Regions from separate parts of the Mus musculus genome. Here region 2 is linked to region 1. Evidence: chromatin loops called from intact Hi-C (ENCODE). Cell type or tissue: heart. All regions are shown on one strand. Each heading gives the region's core, and the rest is flanking DNA. Links, peaks and the distances in the headings are about the cores only. Region 1 holds the start of Gm40477 (a long non-coding RNA gene). Region 2 has its middle 11 kb from the start of Tmed10.

Region 1 (2,908 bases), core at 104-2,603:
TGGGAGGCTGAGTCAGAGGATAACAAGTTTGAAGCTAGCCTTGGCTACATTGCACGGGCGCACTCACACAGATACTACTAACAACAACAATAGGAAGGGCATTCCAGACAGATGGAACAGTCTATACTCACACACACAGAAGACAAGAGAGTTGAGAACGATCAGTGTAAGGTGGTAAGGAGCGACCTGGAGACTTTCACAGGGATGAGTTACTCGGGAAGGTGACTATAAAAGTTAAGCCAGAGCCAAGAATGATGGAATGCACGCTTTAATCTTAGCATGCAGGAGGCAGAGGCAGGCAGAACTCTGTGAGTTTGGAGCTAATTTAGTTCGACATTGCAAGCTCCAGGCTAGCCAAGGATACAAAGAGCAAGACATTGTCTCAAAACAAACAAACAAACAAACAACTCAGAGACTTAGGCTGCAGGCCTCAGAACTCCATGTCTGATGGCAGTGTATTCAGGCCTGCTCCTGAGGGGAATGGAGTAATGAGGAACGGAGGCAGGAGTATAAGTTCGAGGCTAGTTTGGGTTGTATAATAAGGGGCTCAGGGGAGATAGGCACGGAGACACAGACAGAGAGACAGAGGCACAGGACACAGAGAGACAGACATAGAGACAGAGACAAAGACACAGAAAAAGAGACACACAGAGACAAACAGACACAGAGAGATACTGATACTGACTCATTAATGGGCAGGGGTAGATGAAAGGCATTAAGTAGTTCACCAAGGTGAGGGGCCACCTCCCAGCCTGGAAGAAGGGGAAAGGAGGGCACACGTGTCCAAATTCCACCCAAGTCCATTATTAATAAGCCACAGAGTGATTCATCTGTACCTTCCCCATTCCTGGCTTCATTTCCCCATCCGGCCCCTGCGAACCCTGTCTTTGATTCTGGTCCACTTCCCTTTCCTCCTTCTCTTAGCTGCTCCCGGCACTAGAACTCTCTGGGGCCCCGCTCCTTTCTGCCTTTTGGCGCTAATTGCCAGACTCCCCTGGCTTTCTTTGTGGAAAGCTTTAGGTTATTCTTTCCAGAAATCCTCAGAAGCGCTTCGGCCAGTGGGAAAGGAGGATCAACTCCTTTCAAAGGGCAGCTGAGAAATAAGGCAGCCGTCAAGTTACGACTTATGGGAACTCCATGGCCACAGCTGCTGCCAATGACGGGAACCAAACCAACAGCAGGAGCCCTGGCCCTGGGCCTCCCATTCTGGCAGCTCCCAAAGCCAAGATTTGAACCTGCCAAGTCTGTGTGCCCCTGGGCAATACCTTATGGGTCCCGTCATGTCACTCAGAGCATGCCCATGGAGATTAAGAACGGGAAACGTGTGGCTCACTGAGAACGGTCGTCGTCTGCTCACCCTGCTGGTTATGGGAAGCAGGACAGACTGGGAGAAGCTCTCTGAGCCCTGTCACTCTAGCTTTGTGTGAATGACACACAGTTTGAGAACACCCTAGTACTTTCAAGGGTGTCCTAGTGAGATTCTGTTATATGTTCATCTATCAAAATGTATATATCTAAAAAGAAAAGATTTAATCTCAGAGGAAGTCCAAAGACAGTTTGTCTATAGAGCTGATTGAATCAAGCGAGCGGGAATCTTTAAGAAGGTGGACAAATTCCCAGCAATGTGAGGGATGTTTTGACCTATAAGGAAAAACTTTCCAAGCGAGATTATCCCCATTGGTGTGGGCAAGGCAATCTTCTGTCACGGCCCATCTCCAAAAGAGACCATCTCGTTTGTTCATGCAGCAGCAGCTGCTAATGTCAGATAAAAAAAAAAAATCCTACCATTCCAAAGCAAAACCGTTTGTGTATAATTCACGAGCCCCTTAGGTTCCTTTAAAATGAAAAGAGTTACCAAAATAGAAATTGTTATCACCATGCCAACAGCAGACCTACAACATCAGCTCACAAAACATTCTGTCCTAAAGCTCAAAGCCAGACCCTCATGTTTCTCCATCAGAAAGAGCTTTCTATTTCCTTCCAGAACAAGCCTCTTTCCCTTACAATGCCCTTACCGGATAGTATAGTCAAGCTGGCAGGAACACACACACACACACACACACACACACACACACACACACACTCCTCCTCAGCACACACCTCTCCTCATTCCCCAAGAGCTCTGTGTGTGTGTGTGTGTGTGTCTGAGCTGATGACATATTATGACAGCATGCTCAAGAGTGAGACTCAGCCTCAAAGCAATGCAGGTCACGGCAATAGGCTTTATATAACCCAGAGCTGCAGAGAGACCCAAAATAGCATCTTCCCTGCTGCTCAGTTAGTCTCCTCCATCAGCCAGGGATAAAATTAGAGCAGGCGCTGACGTGCACCTGCGTGTGCAGAGGGACTCCAGGGAGACAGAACAGACTCAACACTCTGCCATCAGCTGAGAAGGCTGCCAGATTTTTCAGACCCCAATCTGTCACCAGACGGAGCCGTGTGTGTATGTGTGTGCGTGTGGGTGTTCGTTGGTGTAAATGTATGCCATGTAGAGACCTGCTCTGAGGACAGCGTGTGAAAAGACTGGCCTGGGAGCTGATAGCAAGGAGCTTGGCTGTGTGGGACTATGCAGGAGATGTTTCAGGCTATTTGGAAGGAAGTTGGTTCCCGTACCGGTCTCAAGTTTACCTTGCAGTTTCTTTTCTCGGACCCACACACTTCTCTCTGACCCAAGGAGTGGGAAGGCTGGCCCCTTTGAAACCTCTTTCTGCAAACAGATAAGCCTGACTGTGTTTTGTTTTGCTTTCAGCTGAACCAAACACATGGAATCTGGAGGTTAAAAGACTGCCAAGAAGTCAAGGGGAGAGAGAAATGAGGATGGAAAAGGAAACTCTGCTGTTCTGTGGCCTTTGGGGCTTTGACCTCGTCTGGAAGCCATAAACACTGCTCTCAGGTGTGGTGGGCAGAG
Region 2 (2,908 bases), core at 261-2,760, 52 kb after region 1:
TCCCTTCAAACACAAAAAACACACAGGTATGAGGAGGGGAGAGAGCTTGGCAAAGATAGAAACGGACGTTAGGATGATGGGGCTGTGAGTTGGATCCACTAGAAGATGGAAGAATGTGGAGGTCCCACTGGCCCTCAGAGGGATGGTGCCCCTGCCAACTCCCAGAGAATCTATTCTGATGTTTTAAGCCGTGCAGTTTGCAGTTATTTGCTGTGGCTGTCCTAGGAAACTGTACAGAGGCTTTGCATCCAAGGCATGCAAGTTTCCTGGCAGTCCCTGAGATTAGGCTCCAAGCGGTGTGAAGTCACTGCCTGCAGGCAGAAGGGTCTCCAGGCCCCAGAGGAGGATGGCAAAATGCAGCTGAGAGTGGTGGAGGGTTGCTGGTGCCTGTGCGGACCTGTTGCTACTGCTCTCATTTTGGGATGCAGAGACTTGTTTTTTCTCTTCTTTTCTTTTCTTTTCTTCTTCTTCTTCTTCTTCTTCTTCTTCTTCTTCTTCTTCTTCTTCTTCTTCTTCTTCTTCTTCTTCTCCTTCTCCTTCTCCTTCTCCTTCTCCTTCTCCTTCTCCTTCTCCTTCTCCTTCTCCTTCTCCTTCTCCTTCTCCTTCTCCTTCTCTTCCTCTTCCTCTTCCTCTTCCTCCTCCTCCTCTCTCTCTCTCTCTCTCCCCCCCCACACTGTAGCTCAAGGTTGACCTTGAGCTCTCTATGTAGCCCAGGCTGACCTTCAACTCTTGAATGCTAGGACGAGAGGTGTGAGCCAGCACTCCTGGTTTAGAAACAGATTTGTTATACGTCAAAGGAAAAGCTCCACCCTACCTCTGGCTTCACAAGTTACACAGCTGGAAGTCGACACCACCTATCCAACACAATCAATCTGAAGTCTCTGGCTGAGCGGGAGAGCCATGGTCAGTCAGCACCATAGAGGCTTGTTTGGGATGATACTGCCGTGTCACTTTAGTTTCACTTAGAGGTCACCCCAGTGTCTGTCCTGGGTGACTTTCTTTTTTTGTCCCTGACCAATATGTGAGCAGTAGCTGTTGACCTCTGGCCTAGAGACTGGAGTGATTCCTTCCCACTAGTCGGTGGCTTCTGCTTTAGGGATGAGAACTGTACCAGCTTCGAAAGCCGTCATTCAAAATGCAGAAGTTGGCCATCTGTAGAAAACTGCACTGACTATGCATCATGCAGCCTCGAAAAGTATGTCTATACGAAGGTTATTAATACCTCCCTTGTCCCTGCGCCACAGCGGCTTTCTGCAAGCTAGATGGAGAAGCTTTCCCTTGGAGCCTCGGAGAGCTCTTCCTCCAGCCCTGAAGCCCTGCCTCCCACCCTTCCCTCTTCACCAGCACTGAAGCTGGGGGCAAGTGGCCTGCAGGAGTGGGGAAAGGAACTAAGAACCTTGTCCTGAGGCTGGTATTGCACTCTCCTTACCAGAGGACAGATGCCGCAGTGCATTCTAGGTGAAAGGGCGCCAGGGGCTCAGTAGGAGAAACAGGATGCAAACCAAACAGGGAAGTATTTATTGAGAAAGGCATGGAGATTTCAGGGACTGAAACAGAAATAGGCAAGGATTAGCTGGCTGGATTTGTTTTCAATCCTGGACACAAATTGGACCATGGCAATTATGGCTATTTTAGTCCTAATGTTCAGATCATACCCCCAGACCAGTAGCATCCAAAAGTCTGGGATTGGAGGCCAGGCATCAGCATCCATCTGTCTGTCTATCATCTATCCCTTTATCTACCTGCCTGCCTACTATACTGGAGACTGAATGCAGGGCCTGTTGTGTGGACTGCACAAGCACTCTATCGCTGAGATCCCTCCACGTCTCTTTCCACTTTTTATTTCGAGAAAGAGTCTCACTAAATTACTAAGGTCACACTTAACTCTGTAACCCAGGCAACTCCTCAATATTTTTTTTTCTTTGTTGAAGCAGGGTCTAGTTATATAGTCCTGGCTAGCTTCAAATTTACAGAAGTCCTCCTACAGTCCCCCAAATCCTGGGATTGCAGATGTGTACCACACTCTGCCTGGCAGACCTCTTTGCTTCTTTGATCCTGTTTCAGACAATATAAGTAGCTGCAATTACAAGTCTCAGGAACAGGCCCAGCCTTTTTGTTTGTTGTTTTAATTAATTATTAAGTACAATTATATTATGGTGGTGGTGGTGGCGGCGGCGGTGGCTGTGTGTGTGTGTGTGTGTGTGTGTGTGTGTGTGTGTGTGTGTGAGTGTACGTGTGCGCGAGTTTGTGTGTGTGTGAAAAGACAACAGGAATTTATTTTCTCCTTCTACCCTGTTGGTCGAATCCTGGGGATCAAACTCAGGTTGTCAGCCTTGGCACTAGGCGTCTTTACCCACTGAGCCATCTCACTGGCTCTGGCTTGGGCTTTTGAGATGAGGTCTTGGTTTGTAGCTCAGGCTAGCTTCAAACTTGCAATCCTCTTGTTTCTGCACCTCATGTGCTGGGGTTAAAAGAGTACACTACCACACTCAGCTCCAAGTTTATTGTTTGTTTTTAAAAAGGTTTTCTGAGGATTCCAGTGTACGACAAAGCCAGGACATGGTGAGAACGCGTTATTCCAGGTGTCCTGCCCATGTAGTCTGTTTTTGTTCTCCTGAGTCTTAGGCATTGGGAGTGTTTAAAAGCTGCTTGGCTGGTTTAGGTATGCAGAGGCCAGTCTCCTAGCTACTGAAGAGACAACAGTGAGGCCAACATCGCCAAGCTGTGGTTCTTCTCAACTTGTACAGTTCATGTCCCTTGTGGGACTAAGCGTCTATTGAAGAAAAATGAGTTTTAGTAGGCTTCAAGACAATTTAAGACTAGGTGAGGGCGTACACCCCTGTAATCCCAGCACTCAAGAGGCTACCTAGCAGGAGGATTGACACAAGTTCAAGTCCACTCATGGCTA

The links. Hi-C counts contacts between places; a loop is a spot of excess contacts. Peaks named below come from ENCODE experiments on the same cell type or tissue, not always from the same donor. Only the 100,000 strongest peaks of a DNase experiment are listed, where the experiment ranks them.
Region 2: a loop joins it to region 1, with 2.0 times the contacts of the local background. A loop is called at or near these places in 17 of 42 quality-filtered maps.

The regions. Positions count from the first base shown.
Region 1 is chr12:85,435,685-85,438,592 of GRCm38, reverse strand. It overlaps Gm40477 (a long non-coding RNA gene), which reads left to right and starts at 2,136. Exons shown (of 3, transcript XR_872875.2): 1 at 2,136-2,451; 2 at 2,750-2,893. In heart, for the core only: a CTCF peak has its summit at 1,352; DNase peaks (open chromatin) are centred at 1,202 and 2,342; H3K4me3 peaks cover 313 bases; H3K27ac peaks cover 1,859 bases.
Region 2 is chr12:85,384,050-85,386,957 of GRCm38, reverse strand. No RefSeq gene overlaps it. Among named protein-coding and RNA genes, the nearest start is that of Tmed10, 11 kb to the right of the region's middle. In heart, for the core only: no CTCF peak of the experiment used is centred there; a DNase peak (open chromatin) is centred at 1,207; H3K27ac peaks cover 1,343 bases.